Linked DNA regions of Homo sapiens: region 2 is linked to region 1. Evidence: chromatin loops called from intact Hi-C (ENCODE). Cell type or tissue: K562. All regions are shown on one strand. Each heading gives the region's core, and the rest is flanking DNA. Links, peaks and the distances in the headings are about the cores only. Region 1 overlaps ADCK1 (aarF domain containing kinase 1). Region 2 overlaps ADCK1 (aarF domain containing kinase 1).

Region 1 (10,659 bases), core at 2,676-7,675:
CCTGCCTCTAGCCACACTGAATGAAGATGTAAAGCTTGGAACCACACAGTCATCTTGAAATTGTGGTGGAAAGCCCAGAGAATCACAAGTTAGCCCAGGGACCTGAATTTGTTGATCCACTGAGCTAACCCACCCATCTCCAGGCTTCTTGTAGGAGAGAGAACAAATTCCTTATGTTTAAGCCACGGTTAGTTGGGGAAAACATTCTCCTTCATACAATGTTGGAGGTTCCCCTAATCCTCAATGAGAGCAGGGCTCAGAAAGACTGAGCCTGTGGATCCCTGAGACCAGGCTGACCTGGAGTAGCTAACTTTATGATCTATCTGGGTTGTCTAAAGTGAGCAAATGGAGGAAGTGTCTCCAGAACATTCACAAATGCCCCTCTACCAGACCCAGTCCCAGGATGGCAGGGACCTTATAAAAAGATATACAAGACGGGGTCTTTGCCTTCCAAGTACTCACCACATAGTTGGAGAGTTAAGGCGTGCAGACAAATAACTACAAGGGGCATGGTGTACTTGCCTTGTTAGTAATACAAGTATTAAGGGGTGACTTTTGGCAAAGGTGATAAGAACAGGCTTTCTGGAAGAGACAAGACTTTTTCAAAGGACTGGCATTTAAACTGAGTCTTTATCAATAAATAAGAATGCAAAAACAGGCTGGGCACGGTGGCTCATGACTGTAATCCCAGCACTTTGGGAGGCCGAGATGGGTGTATCACAAGGTCAGGAGATCGAGACCATCTTGGCCAACATGGCGAAACCCCATCTCTACTAAATATACAAAAATTAGCCAGGTGTGGTGGCACATGCCTGTAATCCCAGCTACTCAGAAGGCTGAGGCAGGAGAATGGCTTGAACCTGGGAGGCAGAGGTTGCAGTGAGCCAAGATTGTGCCACTGCACTCCAGCCTGGACAAGAGAGAGAGACTCTGTCTCAAAAAAAAAAAAAATGCAAAAACAAAATTCTATCTTAGTTAATAAAAACAAATATACTGAGAACCTAGTACATGCCACGTGACCTCATCCAGGCCTGAGGTTTTAAATATCACCTTACCCTGAAGACTCTTAAATTTGTATTTTAAGTCTAGACCTCTTCTGTGAACTCCAGTCTTAGCTGCCCATGACATCTCTACCTTCACAAGAGAACCGTTGACTACCCCACCCCAAATATGTCCTTCCCAGTCTTCCCTACGACAGGAAGTAGCACCATCCCCCACCATAAAACTCATCCCAAAAAGCTATGATGCAGCCTTGGCCCTGCCCTTTCCCTTCTCTCCACATCCAATCCTACAGAAACTCAATCTTACTTCCAAAACACACCTTGGCTCCACTGCCTCTCTCCATCTCTGTTGCCACCAGTGCAGCCTGAGCCCCTGTCATCTCTCAACCTGGAGTCCCGGCCTAGGCTCCTAAATGATCGCCACCACTCATCTCACCCCACTCGAGAGAGATACTTAAAAAGAGCAAGCCTGGGCATCTCCCTCTCCTGCTCAGAGCCTACGAAGGGCTTTGTTTTGTGCTGAGAATTAGTTGGAACATCTTCCCGTGGCTTTTAAGACCCTGCGTGATGATCTTCCTGCCCACGGCTCCTCCGTCTTCTCATCCCACCGTCCTCCTCACCACGCTCTGGGCCATACCAAACGCTTTCTTTCCCCTTGGCTTGAGTGTGCCTGGAATGTGTCCTTCAAGTTCTTCCTGGAACTGGTGCCTTTCTTGTCCTTTGGGCCTCAGCTGAAATGTCACCTCCTCAAGCCAGGTCTTCTCTGAGTGCTGCTCCGCCCCCTTACTCACAGCACCCTACTTGTTTCGTCCAGGGCACTGACAACCTGCAGTTATTCCATTCACCTGTTTGTTCACTTGTTTACTGTCTGTCTCCCTCAACCAAAGTGTAAATTACACAGAAGGCCTGTCTGCCTGTTCATCATGGGATCCTCAGCTCATACCCACAGCCCAACAAAAACAAATGTTTGTCAAAAGAACGAACTTCAGGAACTATGGGTAAGCACTTTACATGCACTGTCAATAAAGTGGAAATTATCCTTATCATCCCTATCCCTATTTTACAAAAGAGGAAAATTGTCTGTCTTCCTTTGAGATGACGGGCTTCAAGGCTGTAGAAGCCGAGAGTTGGTCGTCATCTTTGCCACCAAGCTTGCTGGAGAAGGATGTCAACTTGGAGGAAAGCGGAGCCGAGAGATGGGGACGGATGGTCTCTTTGATGACATCATTTGAGAATCTGGATCTAGCCATTCCCAAAGCTGCCTATCACAAAGCAGCTTACAGGGTAAGCAGCTTACCCTGAGGCTCAAAGAGGTGATGAGGACCACCCAAGGTCACACTGTAAGGAAGACGAGGCGCTGGAGCCCAGGGCTTTCTGACTGCACAGGCAGAACCCTGTCCCTGATGGTGAGCAGGGGCCTCAGCTGGAGCCCAAGGCCATCCCCCACGTGGATTCAGGCAAGTCTAAGTGGGTCTGGCAAATTAATAGGCTGTGAAGACAGCAGCCAATTCTGGAGGCTGGAAAAGCCCCCTGGAAGGGAGCCCACCCTGAGCCAGGAGGAATGAGCTCGCCCCCATAAGCTTCTGTCGTGCAAGCAGAGGTGGGTCTGAGTACTGGGTGGAGGTGCTCCCGATGTGTCTCCCAGCCCAGACTCCATGAGACTCTTGTCTAGGTGAAATAGAGAAATGAGCTACAAATAATGACCACAAAAAAGCTGCTTTAGCCTGGCCAACATGGCAAAACCCCACCTCTACTAAAAACACAAAAATTAGCCAGGCATGGTGATGTGCACCTGTAGTCCCAGCTACTCAGGAGGCTGAGACAGGAGAATCGCTTGAACCCCGGAGGCAGAGGTTGCAGTGAGCCGATATCATGCCACTACACTCCAGCCTGGGCGACAGAGCGAGACTCCGTCTCATTAAACAAACAAACAAACAAAAAAGTCTGCAGACAATGAGATGAGCACCCCTGCTTGAGTGCCACCTGAGAAGTGAAGGGCTCTCTCAGCTTGTTGCCTTAGAGGAGCCATGTGATGGGAGACAGTGCCAGGCAGGACACAGCAGAAGTACTGCCAGATTTATTTAAGAGATAGTCCCTAAGGATTCCCAGAGGTCTTGTGGGAGAACTTGGGGAAGGCCTGGAATCTAGTGTGAGCAGGTCAGAGCTAAAGCTACAGAAGTCTGAGTTATTATGGTTAATGTGCACCTGTTTCCTCCAGACTGATAAGACTTGGAGGGGAGCTCGGGAGGTATCACCCCCTTTCCCTCCTTCCATCCAGGGCATTATTTCTCCTTGTCTTTCTCTTCTTGTCCAATATAGCTCCAATTCTTCCCCTCCCCCAACACACAGCCCACCAGTCTAGACTCTTAGACCTTACTTGGAAGGGGTCCACAGGCCACCTCTAGCCCTGCCTTCTGCATTTAGGAAGAGGCAGGGCCTGGAGGGGCCCCCTACCTCAGTGGCAGTGACGGGAGCTTGGCTGATGCCTCTGTTGACCGAGTCCCACGATCGCGCCGTCAGCATGCAGGCAAACAAGGGGTAGAGATCCCCGGCTCCCAGTCGCTGGCTGTACTCCTTCACTCTCTTCATGTCAGTCCAGATCAGAGACTGCCAGAGGTGGCAGTAATTCAGGCGGAATTCTTCCGTGAGCATCTAGGGTGGAGGCGGCAGCGGTGGGACCTAAGCCTCGTCTCCCCACCAAAGGCCCAAGTCCCTGGCTGATGCCAACCATTGCAAAAGACGACGGTGAGGACTGTGCCTTCCCACGACATCTGTTTCTCCCCCAGAGCTCTGCCATCCCTGAAGCTTCAAGTTCAAAGCGACTCTTTGGCAAGCCTCGACCCTGAGTGGTAGTGACTATTAACTGCCCAACCAAGTCTACATTCTCCTCCTCTTCCCAGGTACAGCCTCCTTTCTCAGCCTCCCTCAAAGTTAGATGTGGTCCTCAGCATGAGCCCAACTGACGGAATGTGGCAGAAGCTCCACTTCCAGGCCTGGCCCACAGAAACTTTCCCCTGCAGGCTCCTCCAAGCCCTCACCCTGCCGCCAGCTGCCAGCACCATCACCTCTGGTGAGGCTTGGGAGGCAGAGCCTGGCAGTCTCCTCCACCCATCCAGGACTGGCATGTGAGCAAGCAATTAAGCTCCTGCTGTATCTGGGCCATCATTTTGGGGCCACATGTGAAAACAGCTAGCCTACCCTAAACTAATGCATTCTACTTCGTTAAGCCTTTCAGAAGAGGCCAAGATTCTGGGATGTGGGATCAGGTCACTGAGAGAAGGAGCAGAATCCCCTGGGGCCCAGATTGGCAGTGAACTTCCCATCTTCCAAGTAGGAGCTCCTGGCTCCTTTGAACCAGATCTGCATCCTGAGGACACAGTCTGAGGCCCTCCAGCCCCCACTGGCTGCCTGCCCCCTTTCCCACTAGGTAGTATATCCTCAGTAGGCCTAAACATGTAGTTACTCCTTCCCCGTAAAGTCCCAGCTCATGCAGAGGACAGCTCACTTCTGAGGATCCTTGCTGGCCTGGGGCTCCATGGGAAAGTATAATCTAACATACAAGCCTATTTCCATCTACTCTTCACAATAGCCTGTAAAGGGGGTACCGTCACCCTCACCTTCATGAGGAGGCAGCTGAAGCTCTGAGAGCTCTGTGACAGTGACTTGCACAAAATGACAGCTCCAAGGGAGAGGGAAGGGTCCTTTCCAGCTACCCTCGCTATCTCCCTCCCGGTTCTGCAGCTAATTAGAGTGGTCAGCAGACTCTAACCCCAGAGGCCCCAGGGCTGGGTAACAAAGGCCTCTTCTACCTGGTAAAGCCCATGGTCCAACAGGACAATCTCCGCCTTTCCCGTGCCGGGGTGCTTCCGCACCAGTACATTGCCGGGGTGGGGATCGCAGTGCACGAAGCCATTGACGAAGATCATCTCACTATACATCTTGCCCAGGTGGCGTGAGATCTGAAAGAGAAGAGGGGCAGGTGGGAGCTCCTCTCCACTCACATCTATCCGAGGGACCTCTGTCTGGTCTCTCAATGTGGTCACTTTTAAGGGGAGGCCAGAGAAAATCGGTGGGCCGGAGCGGTTGTGGTGGGAGTGATTGTTTGAGATGACATACTCTTTGAGTTTAAGATTTCTTAACTTTAGCTGCACCTTAGAATCATGAAACCATGTGGGCGGTACAAGGCACCAGTATTTTTTAAAGTTCGAGGTGACGTGAACATGGGATTAGGTAGGAGAACTGCACTCTCCACCTCCCACACCCGCCCCCCGACTTGTCCCCCATTTCTCTCCTCCATACCCTTTTATCAGTCCTTCTCCATTTCCCCCCAAAGCTGAGAATGGGCTGAACAGCTGGGCTGAGGGAGTCATTCCACTCACCCCTTCTCCAAAGAACAGGGTGAGGGGGCTGAGGATCAGGAGCAGGTGACCCCACCGCCTCCTCTGGGGCTGCCCCACCTGCTCCAGGCCTGTGCTAGGTGGACCCAGAGTCACAGGCCCGCCTCCCCTCTCCCTGCTCCCCTCCCCTCTCCCTGCTCCCCTCCCTGCCAGAGCCCAATGCTAATCTGATTTATGATGTCTGCACAGAAGAAATGACACTAGAGAAGCCGTTTAAATCATCCTGTCACTGCTGCTCTCCCTGACGAGGCAGTCTTCTTATCTCTAGTCCCTTTTTTATTAAAGCTAAAAGCCTCTTCCCCGCTAAGGAACAGCTGCTGAATAAAGCCAGACCTGGGCCCATAGAGGGTCTGTTGACAGGTTTCCAGGGAACAAAGAGATGCTCGACCCAGAAAGCTGACACGCCAGGACACAAGCTGCCCTAGGCAACCCTCTCGGCCTCGGCTAGACCCCATGGTCATTAACAAACCTAACCTGGTCAGAGGGGAGAGGAGCTGGGGCCCACGGGTGGGGAACACAGGATTGGGATCTTAAAAATTCTCCTCTTTCCCCCAGCCTACAAAGTCCTACCTGACCAGGCCCTGCCTCCTGCCTGGTCTCATCTCACACCACACTGACATTCCAGCCATATTCACTCTTTCTCTTCCCCAGCAATCCGTGTGCTTTCTGGCCTCAGGGCCTTTGCACATGCTATTCCTGCTGCCAGGAGCATTCTTGCCATCTCCCCTTCACCTGGCTTACCCTCTCTCTTCCTTCCCATCCCAGATCAGCATCACCTCTCTGAAGAAGCCCTCCCTGGCCTCCCAGGCAAAATGAGGTTCCCTTGCCATACGTTCTCAAAGGCCTTTTCTTTCAGGGCACTAGCTCACTATTTGTGTGATTATTTGATTAATGACCATCTATCCCACTATCATAAACTCCCAAGATAGGAGGGACTCGCTCTGCTTTATTAAACAGCTTTGTTGAGGTATAATTTATGGACCACAGACTGGCTCTATTATGTATCCACTTGCTTGTAACAGTGGCAAACACGTGACTACGACTCTGCGTTCAACGTGAGACCCTCATCTCTCTGTTTTCCTAAGATGCTGTGGTTCCTGCCTCGATGTTTATTCTAACCCCATTCATCTCCTCTGAATCCCAATCAATTATAATTTGCCCCAAATTAAATCATCAAGAATGACCCTAATTTAGTAACAACCAGCTGACATCCTTATTAGCCTCCCAAAGGTAGGGACAATTATGATCCTCATTTGCAGATGTGAAACTGATTCATCAAGGTTTAACTAACTCATGGCTAGAAAAGGGTCGAGCCAAGATTCACACCAGCTGACCCCGCAGCCTTCTAGTAACTGCTATTCTACGCTGGCTTGCACCCACTTCTGCACTTTTCAATTGAGCGCTGTGACCTTAAACAAGTTCCTTATGCCATCAGCTTCAGTAAAATGGAAATAATAATAGTCCCACTCTCAGGGGTCACTGGGAAGGTAAACGAGAATGCCACGGTGCTGTGCCCTGGTGACTCTCATAAGCGCCCCCGATTCCTCATAACACCCCTGGAAGGTGAGCAGACTAGCTTTCATTGTATGTTTATAAGAGGTGAAGAGATGTAAGACACTATGCCCGCTACCACGCCAGCCCTCCAGCTCCTGCCATTTTCCTGGGGTGAAACAGACATCCCTGCACTCAGTGTCTGTTGGCCTTAGGAGCAGGACTTTGCCCCAGGTCAAGTTCTCAGACTCAGGCTGAGATGCCAGATGCCCCAGGGCCACCACTGTCTGCTTCCCTGGAGAGGGGGCCCCCAGCCAGGGCTGGTCCTGGGTGGGCCAGCAAGTCAGTCCCCATCTCGATGCCACCAATAACCTCTTCTGTGAGGCTCTTTGGAGCTTCATGGAGCCATGCTTTGAAAGGCTGTATCTGCCAAACCAATTGCATTTATTAAGTAATCATTCATTTTTATTTGTCAAGGACACATATAAGGTCCAATCAGGGCTCCTGATCAGCCCAAGATAAGCAGTGCAGCCAGACTGAGCTGACAGAATTCCAGCCAAAAAATGAGAGAAATGACATTTCATTTAGTCTGGGCAGGCCTGTCATGGGGAGATGTATGATCTCCCTTAAGCTTTCTGAAATATTGCTAATCGCTCTGGGCCCCCTATTACTACATTGAAAGATGGCCCCTAAGGGTCTGGGGGCTCAGGATTGGGAGCCCTTGCCTCTGAGGAGTGAGCTGCTGCTGGTGGGGTTGGGAAGGGTGGGGGCTGCCAATTGCTGCTCATATCCACATGAGAAGAGCCACCAGAGTGGCCCGCTCCATCTCAACACCCCCAATCCACCTGCCTCCAACTCTATCTTTCCATTTGGGACTGTTCCTAATGTTTGTTTTAACCAGATTTCACCAGCATAGACAGAGACAGGAGGGGGAGTCCCTGCCAATGGCATGGTTCTGTCACTCTGGGCATGGGAGATCTGGGGATAAGGCACCTCTCTTCTCAGTCTGGGTCCAAGTTCCCTTAGCGGCTACGTGGGACTAACCCCACCTGCTCTACTTGCTCACAGAGCAACCTTGAGATTCAATGTCAAAATAGGATCACATATGAGAAAGCACTTTACACACTATAAGACGCACACCACAGTTTGTTTTTCATGCAGTAGCTTAACTTTTTTTTCTTTTTTTTTTTTTTTTTTTTTTGAGACAGAGTCTCACTCTGTCGCCCAGGCTGGAATGCAGTGGCCCGATCTCGGCTCACTGCAAGCTCCGCCTCCCAGGTTCATGCCATTCTCCTGCCTCAGCCTCCCGAGTAGCTGGGACTACAGGTGCCTGCCACCACGCCTGGCTAATTTTTTGTATTTTTAGTAGAGACAGGGTTTCACCGTGTTAGCCAGGATGGTCTCGATCTCCCTGACCTCTTGATCTGCCCTCCTCGGCCTCCCAAAGTGCTGGGATTACAGGCGTGAGCCACCGCGCCTGGCCTATCATTTTTAACTTAGAAAAAATACATACCCACTATCACCCTCAAAGCCTAATTTTCAAAGTTTAAAGCACGGCTCATATAAATATAGAATGTGTGCCAGGCACAGTGGCCCACACCTATAATCCCAGCACTTTGGGAGGCTCAGGAGGGATAATTGCTTGAGGACAGGCGTTTCAGACCAGCCTGGGCAACATACCAAGACCCCATCTCTACAGAAAATTAAAAATTCAGCCAGGTGTGGTGGAGCATGCATATGGTTCTATCTACTTTGGGTGGCTAAGGCAGAAGGATCACTTGAGCCCAGGAGTTTCAGGCTGCAGTGAGCTATGATGGCACCACTGTACTCCAGCCTGGGTGATACAGCGAGACCTTCTCTCTAAATACATAAATTAAAAGTAAAACTAAATAAATACAGAATGAACATGTGTCAAAGTTTTTTTAACTCGTTAATAAGGGGGCAAGTCCACATAGCCAAAGTAAGACTAAGCAAAAAGAATAAATCTGGAGGCATCACATTACCCAACTTCTAACTATACTACAGAGCTATAGTTACCAAAACAGCATGGTACTGGTATAAAAATAAGCACGTAGACCGATGGAACAGAATAGAGAACCAAGAAATAAAGCCAAATTCTTACAGCCAACTGATCTTCAACAAAGCAAACAAAAACAAAGTGGAAAACGACACCCTCTTCAACAAATGGTGCTGGGATAATTGGCTAGCCACATGTAGAAGAATGAAACTGGATCCTCACCTCTCACTTTATAAAAAATCAACTGAAAATGGATCAAAGACTTAAATCTAAGACCTGAAACCATAAAAAATCTAGAAGATAACATCAGAAAAACTCTTCTAGACATTGGCTTAAGCAAAGATTTCATTACCAAGAACCCAAAAGCAAATGCAACAAAAACAAAGATAAGTAGACAGGACTTAATTAAACTAAAAAGCTTCTGCACAGCAAAAGAAATAATCAGCAGGGTAAACAGACAATCCACAGAGTGGAAGGAATCCATAGAGTAGGAGAAAATATTCACAGCTATGCATCGAACAAAAGACTAATATCCAGAATCTACAAGGAACTCAAACAAATCAGCAAGAAAAGAACAAACAATCCCATCAAAAAGTGGGCTAAGGACATGAATAGACAATTCTCAAAAGAAGATATACAAATGGCCAACAAACATATGAAAAAATGCTCAACGTCACTAATGATCAGGGAAATGCAAATCAAAACCACAATGCAATACCACCTTACTCCTGAAAGAATGGCCATAATCAAAAAATCAAAAATAATAGATATTGGCATGGATGTGGTGAAAAGGGAACACTTTTACACTGCTGGTGGGAATGTAAACTAGTACAACAACTATGGGAAACAGTGTGGAGATTCCTTAAAGAACTAAAGGTAGAACTACCATTTGATCCAGCAATCCACTACTGGGTGTCTATCCAGAGGAAAAGAAGTCATTATATGAAAAAGACACACATGCATGTTTATAGCAACACAATTCACAATTGCAAAAATATGGAACCAGCCTAAATGCCCATCAACCAACAGGTAGATAAAGAAAATGTGGTATACATAGACCATGGAGTACCACTCAGCCATAAAAAGGAATGAAATAATGACATTTGCAGCAACGTAGATGGAATTGGAGACCATTATTCTAAGTGAAGTAACTCAGGACTGGAAAAACAAGTATCGTATGTTTCCACTTATAAGTGGTAGCTAATCTATGAGGACACAAAGGCAAAGGCATAAGAATGATACAATGAACTATGGGGACTTGGGGAGAAGGGTGAGGGATAAAAGACTACACATTGGGGCCTGGCGTGGTGGCTCACGCCTGTAATCCCAGCACTTTGGGAGGCAGAGGAGAATTGCTTGAACCGAGGAGATGGAGGTTGCAGTGAGCCAAGATCACACCATTGCACTCCAGCCTGGGCAACAAGAGTGAAACTCCATCTCAAAAATAAATAAATAAATAAGGGGGCAAGTAAGATGGTAGAGCTGGTTCAAAGAGAATTTTGAGGAAGCAGGTGTTTATGGGCGTTTAAACAGGAATAAGAGACTAAGGTTTCTGGATTAGCTGAAAAACAGGTTACTGTTCTATGAGGCATAAAAAGAAGTCACAACCTTTGAGGTTATCTTTTATACTAGACAGAAATTATTTGCATCTCTACTGGATAAGATCTTCAAGTTGATGTATGACCACTCTGTGCCTTTAATTAATTGTCAATAGCAAAGTCAAACAAAAGTACATTTCCCTAGATATTAAAAT
Region 2 (10,659 bases), core at 3,042-8,041, 62 kb after region 1:
CAAGCCAGGGCCACCTCGACCATTGCCTTGCCTCTCCCGCAGTGACTAACAGCAGGCCATCCGTCCGTGCTGACAGCAATGCTTCCTGCCATCCATCTCCCACTAGTTAAATTGCAATTTTATGGCCGAAATCTCTCTCATAATTGATAAAAATCTTCTTTTGATGTCAGCATTATTGGGGGGGAAATGGGTTTTTTTATTCTTCATTATGTTTTTAATACAAATGTATTTTTTATTGAGAGCTGCTGGGAAGGCAGGATGAGGCCCAGCTGGGAGGAGGCGATCCCACTCCCTGGCCCCTAGTCCTCCTGTACATGGCTTCATGGCCACCAGATCCTTCTGTTCCATTCCCAGAATATTCATTTGGTAGCCTTCTTGGGGACAGTCTGGGGAGACAAACCAGATGCCTGAACAAACAAAGGTGGTGCTCAGGACCAGGAGAAGCAAGTCTACAGACCGCCAAAGGTTTCCAGGTAGCTTTGGGCCCGTGATGCAGCCTGGGCTGCTAGAGGGTGAGCTGACCTCAGCTGGACCCTGCCAGCATGGGAGAATGGCACTCCAAGGGGCACAGCCAGGGCGCTCCAGGGGGCAGGAACCCCAGGGGCTGGTGTAGTACCTGGCACAGAGGAGGTGCTCAATAAATGCACATGAGTAAATAAGAGGAGGATGGGGAGAAGTTGGATCAGTGCTGGAAAGAAGCAAACAATATGAGAGCCTGGAGGCATCTCTCCCCTGCGGGGGCTGCAGGCACAGGTGGAGTCAGACCCCAGGGTAGGAGGGGCTCTCCTGCCCCGCTTCTGCTCTAACCACTTCCCTACTCCTAGTCCAGCCCAGGGCATGCTCAGCCCTGGATATAGCCCACACCCGGCCCCACCAGGACACTGTAAGGGAAGCTGAATCTGGCTGCCACCTTGCAAGTGAAGAGGGTTAGGTGAGTGGGTCCTAAATACAGCACAACCACCAACTCCATGACTACAGGCACCTGTGACTCCTTGTTGGCGATCTGGCCAGACTTCCACCTCCTCTCACCCCTCATCCATGGAATTAGCCCTGCCTGGAGACCAAGAGCACATACTTCAGAGTCCCTAATCCAGAGGAGAGCTGCCAAAGGGCCTTGGGAAACTGCAGCAATTAACCCTAACCAGCTGAGCTGCCCCCCAGGTAACCCCCCAAAGTGGGAGACAGAGCCCTAGAAACCCAGGCTGCCTGGGAGCCTGTGGGGATTTCTAAAAGTAGCGGGAAGAGGCTGACCAGATAGAGTGCTGGGTACTGATCAGGAAGAGGAAGAGAAAGGAGGATTATTCTAGCAAAACAGTACAGTCATGTGCCGCATAACAACATTTCGGTCAACAACGGACCACATATACAAAAGCGATCCATTATATTAATAATACCATATTTTTACTGAACCTTTTCTATGTTTAGACAGATAAATACGCACCATTGTGTTACAATTGCCTAGATTCAAGCCTCCCTCAGTCTCATATTCTGAAAAGAACAGGCTATACCATATACCCAAAGTATATTGTAGGCTGTCCCATCTAGGTTTGTGTAAGTACTCTATGATGTTCACACAGCAACAAAATCACCTAATGATGCATTTCTCAGAACATATCACCATCATTAAGCAACATATGACTGAATATGGGACAGAGAGCTGTACCAGTTATCAGAAAGCCCAGGTAAAGATGGAACTCTGCCATTTACGAGTCTCTCAGAACCCCAGTACCTGCTCATAAAAAGCACACAGCACAATACACAGAAAGAATTATTAACGTTTACTGCCCCTTGCCCTGCAGCAAGCTTGCACTAGATGCTCCACAATCATTAACTCAATCCATCCCCACAACAAGCCTAGGTGGCAGGTAGTGTTATGATTCCAATTTTAGAGATCGGGAAATGGAGGGACAGGACAGAGAGGTTAAGTAACATGCCCAAGGCCACAAAGCCAATATACCAACAGGCAGTTTGGCTCCTGTCTACCGCCAAGGCTCGCTATGAAGCTCCAGGCCGTGTGAAAGCAGACCGAGGGTACACATGTGAAATCCTGGCTGAGGGCCACATAGGGAATCATGATGGTTAATTTTACATGTCAACCTGGCTGGGCCACAGCACCCAGATACTGGGCCAAGCATTACTCTGGATGCTTCTGTGAGGGGTTTTGTTTTTGTTTTTGTTTTGATACGGGGTGTCACTCTGTCACCCAGGCTGGAGTGCAGTGGAGTGATCTTGCCTCACTGCAACCTCCACCTCCCGGGTTCAAGGGATTCTCCTGCCTCACCCTCCTGAGTAGCTGGGATTACAGGTGTGCACCACCACACTTGGCTAAATTTTGTATTTTTTTTAGTAGAGACGGAGGTTTCACCATGTTGCCCAGGCTGGTCTCGAACTCCTAACCTCAGGTGATCTGCCTGCCTCAGCCTCCCAAAGTGCTGGGATTACAGGCATAAGCCATCGCACTCAGCTGTGTGAGGGTATTTTTAGGTGACATTTACAGTTTGTTTGTTTGTTTTTTTAATTCAATTTTTTTAACTTTTTTTTTTAACAGAGATGGGGTCTCCCTATATTGCCCAGGTTTGTCTCGAACTCCTGTGCACAAGCAATCCTCCCATCTCAGCCTCCCAAAGTGCTGGGATTACAGGCATGAGCCACTGTGCCCAGCCAAGATTTACAGTTATATTAGTGGACTTTGAATAAAACAGATTACTCTCCATAGCATGAGTGGGCCTCATGCAATCAGATAAGGGTCTGAACAGAACATAGACTGACCTTCCCCAAGCAAGAAGGAATTCTGCCAGCAGGTAACCTTCAAACAGCCTTCAGACTTGAACTGCACCATCGGTTCTTCCTGGGTCTCCAGCCTGCTGGGCCACTCTGCAGATTTTGGACTTCCCAGCCTCTATAACCCACATCAGCCAATTCCTTAACATCAATCAGTCTCTCTCTCTCTCTCTAGCTCTAAATACACACACACAAGCAAACATGCATGCACAAACACACATACACACACACACACACACACACACATTCATATCCTATTGGTTCTGTTTCTCTAGAGAGCCCTGAGTTACACAGGAATGAAATCCAGCCCAGCTCTGGCCAACCTGCCATAGCCTGGAGGAAGAGATGCAAAAAGAGGGCACCTTTTACCCCCTCCCATCAAGTTCTCCATGGGACAACAGAGGTGCTGTGTGCCCCTCGCCCAGGCAGGCCTTCTCCTGCCTCATCTCTCCACTTCTGCCTTGTTCATGCTGGTCCTTGCGCCTACAGTGCCTGCTCTCTGCCTCTACCACCAACAAGTTGGATAAACAGTTTATATTCTTGGAGGAAAGGCTTCTTTATCTCTTTTCTGAACATTTGCTTAAACCTTGAGCAAACAAGACAAGCTGCCCTCCCACTGCACCCACAGGCTCTTACAAAACAACTGGATATGAATTATTCTACCCGTTGCACAACGGTACCCCTGCACCTTCTCTCTCCTTCATTCTCATTGAAACTCCAGTCAGATGGTGCATCAAGAACACAGAGCACCTGCAGCATACGCTTGTCCCTACGTACTATGGGGAGCTGTAAAATAAGTTCCCCTGGGAGGAAAGACCAGGGGGTGAAAAACTGATAAAAACAAATTTCAGAGTACAAAAGCCAAACCACACCACCCAGACACCAATATAAGCATTGCCCCTAACAGAGGTATTTCTGTGCTCCATGCCAGCAGCTGGCCTCATTTCCTTCAGTTTCTCATGGGATTTCAGAGGTGGACAGAACCTTATCTGATATAACTATATTCTAGGACAGAACTGGACCATTTCTTTTTTTTTTTCTTTTTGAGACAGAGTCTCACTCTCTTGACCAGGCTGGAGTCCAATAGCCTGATCTCAGCTCACTGCAACCTCCGCCTCCTGGGTTCAAGTGATTCTCCTGCCACAGCCTTCCAAGTAGCTTGGATGACAAGCGCCCACCACCACACCCAGCTAATTTTTCTATTTTTAGTAGAGACAGGGTTTCCCCATGTTGGCCAGGCTGGTCTCGAACTCTTGACCTCAAGTGATCCACCCACCTCAGCCTCCCAAAGTGCTGGGATTACAGGCATGAGCCACCACGCACGGCTTGGACCATTTCTTGAAATAGGCTGTAACAAGATCTGACTTGTCTGTATGTCATGGGGGCAGGTATAGATGTGTGTGTGTGTGTGTGCGTGTGTGTATGTGTGTGCATGACCAAAGATAACAGCATAGTGTGGCTGACAATTCAAAGATCATCCCTTAATTTCCACGATAACTCTATCCCCAAGCTTCCCACCCACTTCAAACCTCCCCATCTATATCTTCCTCCACTTTTCAAAGATGACCTCATCTCCCACATTACTAAATATTCAGCCTATTAGGCAAATTCCTTCAACCACCCGACCACATGCCCCACCCCACTCCGTATATCTCAGTCTCTTCGTCCTTCTTTTGATCAGGTCCCTCCCCAAGTCCTCCTCTCCCTCAGACTCACATTCTGAAAAGAACATTCTAGGCCCTTCATAATGTGACCTCAGCCCCAATCCTACAACCTCTGCTCCACTATTCACCGGCTGAACGCCACATTGTAATCAACAAGACCTCACTGTTCACCTCCATGCTTTATGCTTTCCTGTCCCTGCACCTCTGCTGAACCCAGCTTATTAATCAGTAATCACTTCCTCCAACATCCACCTCCTCCAATTCCATCCATCTCTAAGGGGCTGGGTCAGAGGCCACCTGCTTCAGAAAGCCTCCATCTGCCCAAGGCAACCTCTCTCTCCTCTGCAAGCTCGTTGGGCACTATGTGGCCATGTATTACCATGATGAGTGAACCTCCCATGACCCTGGACTGTGAGGACTGGAATGAGGTCGTACCCATCCCTGGCTACACCCAAATGTCCGGCACTGTCCTTTTTCACTAAATGCCAACCGCGTAGACCAGCAGGAGAGAGAAGGAATGAAGGAAAAGGTGCTGAAGCACAGAATCACTGGCCATCAGAGACTGCGGAGCATCAGAGAACTCCTAACTCCAATACCACGTCCTCCAACATGGAGTCAAGGGCTGAGGCACCCAGGGTGGTCAACAGCCTCGTGGCTGAGGCTATGCATGCCCATTCAGGGTGTAGAGATGTCAGCCTGCGTTCCTTCAACAGCACGAACCATGCCCAAGAGCAGAAAGACCCCCAGTCTCATCCACCTGGTCAGGGATCCCCCCACAAAGAGAAGGGCCAGGTCTTTACAACCATCCCTGACTTGCAAGCTCAGGCGCCATCTGCTGGCCAAGGTCAGCACTGCATCTGGACCCACAGCCCCAAGGGCAGTCAAGGGGACCAAGGCTGGGACCACCCCTGACCCAGTCCAGAACGAGGTCACTTTTGAGGAGGCAGAAACGACCCCACCTCCCAGAGGCTGGGCTCCTGATTGCTTCCTGGAACCTGTCTTTCAGGATATAAGCCTAACAACCAAATAAAGGAAAAAAAGTAAGTTTCTTTCTGGTAATACTAGCTGAGAAACTTCCAAGATACACACAGACACACACACAACTGCTTTTTTTCCTGCCAAACAGAAGCTGTTATGTAGGGGACGAATCACCAGCCTGGGAATTAGAGGACATGAGGTCTCATCCCATTGCTTGTCACCAGCCCTCCCTTAGCAATGTGGCCCCAGCGCACTCCCTGCCTGAGCCAATGCTATGCAAGGAGAGTGCCCCTTCGAGTGCCCTCACCTCTGCACTGATGGTGCCAGCTGATGTGCAGAAATTCTGGCTGATCCAGAAATGCATATGAACCGTGGGGTCCAGAAGTACTGCACCCTCAATCTTACCCCCACACCTATGCTGGGAATGCCCCACAGGGCCGGGCCCCACCTGCCTGCAACAGGGATGGGTCTGAGGACATAGTGACCTCTAACACTGCTGTTGACCATCCAAGCACCTCCCTCACCACACCACCGCTCTCTACAGTCTGAGCTTTAGGAGCACTTATGGAATCTCTGAGCTCAAGGTAACCTCAAAGCCTATCCGAGGACTGGGACCTAGGAAGGTGGTGAGGCATAACTGACAGCCTCTTTTAAGCCAGGGATGAAATGGAGCTTTCTGCAGAAGGTCTTAGGGCTGGCATGGAGCTGAGGATGAGTGGGGCCCACTCAAGCATCCTGGAGGCGAGACTGCTCCCCGAGAAGTGTCATGGGAGGGGCTGGAGGAGGCTGGAAATGCCAAGTGAGTGACATTACCCCGCCCTCACACCCCCACACGCACCCACCCTTCTTCCCACATGGCCCCGCTCCCCTCCCTCCACCCACACACTGGGAAAGTGTGTCACCAGGGAACAAATGCCATCTTCCAAGGGGGAGGAGGAGGAAGAGGGCAGGGAAGACAGAGTGTGTGCCTGTGGGGCCCTGGTAAGAACCCAGAGGGCTCTGAAGAAGCTCCCCAGCTGCGAGGGACACCCCTCAGAACCATGACATGGACAGTAGCCCATTTCCTCAGGGGTCTAAAGAAGCATTGTGGGGGCAGGAGCCACATGGCCACTGTGCTCAGGGCTAATCGGCAGGGGGTGGAGGGGACTGGAGAAGGGGCCCTGAAGATCAGGCGACGTCTTCCAACCCCAAACATTCTTTAGCCAGCTGGGTGGGCCACCATGACTGCTGACACTCCAAACTTCCCTCACTCCACCCTGGCTTGGGGACAGCCACTAACCTGCCCTTGTCCCACCTCCCTCCCCAGCTCTCCAGACAAGTCAGCCTCCAAGGGTTAACCTGCTGCCTCCTGCTCCTTGTTTCCACCCCCAGAGAGCTGCCACACGCCAGCAATGATGCACTTCACACTGTTATTACCGTGATTTATTTAGTTTTAATTTGGGGGTGAATCTCGTGCTGTTAGAAGCTGGGGGCCAAGAGTCTTGGCAAGAGGCAAAGCCATGAGTGGGCCAGCACTATGCCAATTCAGTCCCCTCTGCCTGGGGTCCCTCTCTCCTGACCCTGCTCCTCCCAGCTTGCAGCCTGCTCCCTGACTCCAGCCACAGTTCGGGTTTACCTTTCACTCAATGTCTCTCCCTTTGGAGGACATGTTCCTCAGTGGCAGAGGAGTCAGAGATGTTTCTATGTTCACCTGCTGTATGATCCAACCCCCGCTCCAGGCCAGGATATCACTGAGAAGTGGGACACCTTTGAATGGATGCTGCGTACCTGGGGCCAGCTCCACATTAAGGGACCAATAGTCAGTGCCAGCTCCCTGTAAAAAGGGAACCACTGGTCTTTATCAAACCTCTGCCCTACTCTCCTGGCCCTGCGCCAAGTAGCCTAACAACACTATTTCTAGTTCATCCATTGGCTCTTTAAGCAGACCCAGGGCACCTGCTAGGTACTGTTCCAGAGCTGTAAATACAGAGTAAAAGGACTGTCATGGTCTTCATCCTCAAAGACTATGACTTGCAGGGAAATCCTTAGACACAACTAATCAAGCCACAAGTTGCACAAGTGCAGGGAGCAAAGTTCTGCAGAGCCCAAAGGAGGGATAAGATCGGTCAAGGGAGGGTCACAGAAGACTTCCTAGAAGAGCTGGGGTTTGGACGGGAAACCCAGCACCTAGCACCCTGCCTGGGATTTGCTAGCTGGGTGGACAGATAGGCAGATGGCCTGAAGTCACTTGACAAGTAGAGAATGAAGCAAAGACATCAGGCAGATGGTAGACCACGGCACAAGCACTGAGGACTAAGACAACACAGTGAGTTTGAGACAGGTAGCACAATGGGACCAGAGCGTAGGGAAACAACAACCACAATAGTATAGAACACCATTACTATACAAATAATAGCTAATATTTGTTGAGCACTTGCTCTACATCAGGTACTATACTAAGCACCTTCTATTCATTATCCCGTGTAATCTGCACAGCAACCTTATGTGGTGGGCTATAGATAAGGAAAGTGAGGTGCCAAGATCAATCATTTGTGCAAGGTCCAAGCTCTTGGCTCTAGAGTCTAAACCACAGTGTCACTCTGCCCCACCAACTTACAGACAGGTAGGTTGAAACCAGATGGGATGGGGCTTCAAAGCCCTACTGAGGATAAAGCTTCAATAAGGCCTTAAACCTTCAGTAAGTGACATTTATTATTAGGTTGAACCATATGAATGATATATAGGTTTCAGGTCAATAACAGTCTCATATGAACTATTTCATATGGTTGAACTGGTATGTTTCACTGAGGGCCACTGAGATTCCTTCTAACCTCTTTGATTTCAGCACTGAGAGTGGCTGTGACATTTGGTTTTGTGTCACTGGTGGATCCCCAGCACCCTGGTCGAGGCTGCAAGAATTCAGCCGGGGCCTTTTCTGAAGCATCCCAACCAAGGCCCATCCCCCCTGCAAAGGTGGGTACCTCCTTGCCCAGATCTTCTCGGATGACCTGGCGGATCTCTTGCATGCTGCTCTGTGGAGCCTGGCTGTGCAGTACCTTCAGCGTGCTGGTGTACTCCTCTGGCAACAGGTAGTCCAGAGCCCCCAGGTGCTGGCCCACCTTGATGAAGGTGCCCCGGTTGGCACAGCAGAGCTCACAGAGACGCCTGGCAGAGCGAAGGTGCACCTGCAGGAAGACAGGCCAGGACCAGAGAGGTGTGAGTGCAGACTGTTCCCTACACCTTGTTCCCTTCACCTTCCTGCTCTGCTTGAAAACCCTCATTACCCCACAATGCCCAGGGCAGATGCATGCACACACACGCACACACACACACCTTTTCCCTTGGTGTCCAGCTTCCTGGTACACGGGGCAGTCAACTCCAACCTCATACAGAGGCCGCCCTTCAAACACGGCCCAGTGCTTCCTATCTCCTCCTCTTCATCAAAACTTACCTAGTCTGGGTCCCACTCCCTAGAAATAAGCATTCAAGGCTTTTAACCAAGTCTAACCTACTAATGACTCATTCAAGGGACACAGAGTTAAAGTATTTGCCACCCACCCCTCAGACATACCAATTATGCTTTGTTTGTTTGGATTGCTACGTTTTATAAAACATGGTCATATGTATGGTATCTTTTAATCTTCACAGCACCTCAGGGAAGCAAGTTTTGGTATCTTTAAAGAAGATAAACTCCGTCGTTTTGTTGCTAAGGAAATCACTAGGCCAGGCGCGGTGGCTCACGCTTGTAATCCCAACACTTTGGGAGGCCAAGGCAGGTGGATCATGAGGTCAGGAGTTCAAGACCAGCCTGGCCAAGATGGTGAAACCCCATATCTACTAAAAATACAAAAAAAAAATTATCCAGGCATGGTGGCGGGCACCTGTAATCCCAGCTACTTGGGAGGCTAAGGCAGAGAATTGCTTGAACCCAGGAGGCGGAGGTTGCAGTGAGCCGAGATCATACCACTGCACTCTAGCCTGGGCAACAGAGCGAGACTCTGTCTCAAAAAAGAAAGAAAGAAATCACTAATAAATATCAAAGGAAGGTCTAGAAAACACTCCAAAATCTAGGGCTCTTTAGTGCAGCAAACTTTAGCAGGGGTCTCCTATTAACTGGAGGAGTCACTGTAGTGGGGGGTATGAGGCACATGGAGAAGGCATCTGGGCAGGTTGCCTAGGACAGAGTAGCCTTAATTAACATCCGGATGCTCACCGGTCCTTCCAGAGTTGGGAGGTGGCCCCATCTGCCGCCAGGCTGCATATCCACAGTCATCCCCCCTGCCCAGTTGAGGGCCTTGGTACTATGAAGGTCCTACCTTCTAGGAGCTAAAGCCTCTGAGGCAGGATGGGGCCATGGGCACATGCAGAAGACAAGGGACCCCAGTACCCTGTGGGGACCTGGTACCTGCCTCCTCCCATCTCAGTCAACCAAGAGAGTGAACCACGAGGATGGACTTATACTCTTCAGTGCCACGTAGGACGCTGATGTAATAACACATATTGGGGGCCATAAAATCATGCGAGGAGTTAAATAACAGTTGACAACAAAGGTGGAAAAAGCATTCAAAGATCCTGTATAATTAGTTGCCAAGTGAACCACACAGGAAATTTAGAAATTAAGAAGTTTTTTTGTTTTCGTTTTTGTTTTAGCTCCCACATGTAAGAGAGAACATGTGATATTGGAAGTAGAGAGTGGAAAAACAGATAACAAACCAGCCAGTATGGGTGTTGGGCAGGCAGAGGATGAAGAGAAGTGGATTAAAGGGTACAAACATAAAGTAAACTTGAAAGGATAAATTCAATGTTTGATAGCAGAGGAGAATGACTATATTTAGAAAACTGTATTGTACTCAGGTGATAGCTACCCTAAATACCCTGACTTAATCACCACACATTATAAATGTGTAACAATTTCCCATGTACCCCATAAATTTGCACAATTTTTTTTGAGAAAGGGTCTCACTGTGTCTCCCAGAGTGAAGTACAGTGGCATAATCATGGCTCACAGCAGTCTCCATCTCCCAGGCTCAAGCAATCCACCCACCTCGGCCTCCCAAAGTGCTGGGATTACCATCATGAGCCACCACGCCCAGATCGCTGCTGCTCAGAAGAGACTGCTGCAGCCCTGAACACCCTCAACCCAGCAGCCAGAGGGCCCATCCGCCCACCTCCCGACACAGCAGAGGGGCTGTCTCAGACTCCAGGCACTAGCAGGCCATCCTTAGGCCTGCAGGGGCCTGTCCACTTCAAGCTTTGC

The links. Peaks named below come from ENCODE experiments on the same cell type or tissue, not always from the same donor. Only the 100,000 strongest peaks of a DNase experiment are listed, where the experiment ranks them.
Region 2: a loop joins it to region 1, with 4 times the contacts of the local background. A loop is called at or near these places in 2 of 110 quality-filtered maps.

What each region holds. Positions count from the first base shown.
Region 1 is chr14:77,918,758-77,929,416 of GRCh38, reverse strand. It overlaps ADCK1 (aarF domain containing kinase 1), which reads right to left. Exons shown (of 11, transcript NM_020421.4): 8 at 4,811-4,960; 9 at 3,456-3,653. Among named protein-coding and RNA genes, the nearest start is that of ADCK1, 120 kb to the right of the region's middle. In K562, for the core only: no CTCF peak of the experiment used is centred there; DNase peaks (open chromatin) are centred at 4,689 and 5,596.
Region 2 is chr14:77,857,004-77,867,662 of GRCh38, reverse strand. ADCK1 (aarF domain containing kinase 1) reads right to left here. Exons shown (of 11, transcript NM_020421.4): 4 at 8,384-8,587. Among named protein-coding and RNA genes, the nearest start is that of ADCK1, 62 kb to the right of the region's middle. RefSeq lists an enhancer at 5,023-5,222. In K562, for the core only: a CTCF peak has its summit at 5,288 (motif pointing left); DNase peaks (open chromatin) are centred at 4,352, 5,312 and 7,562.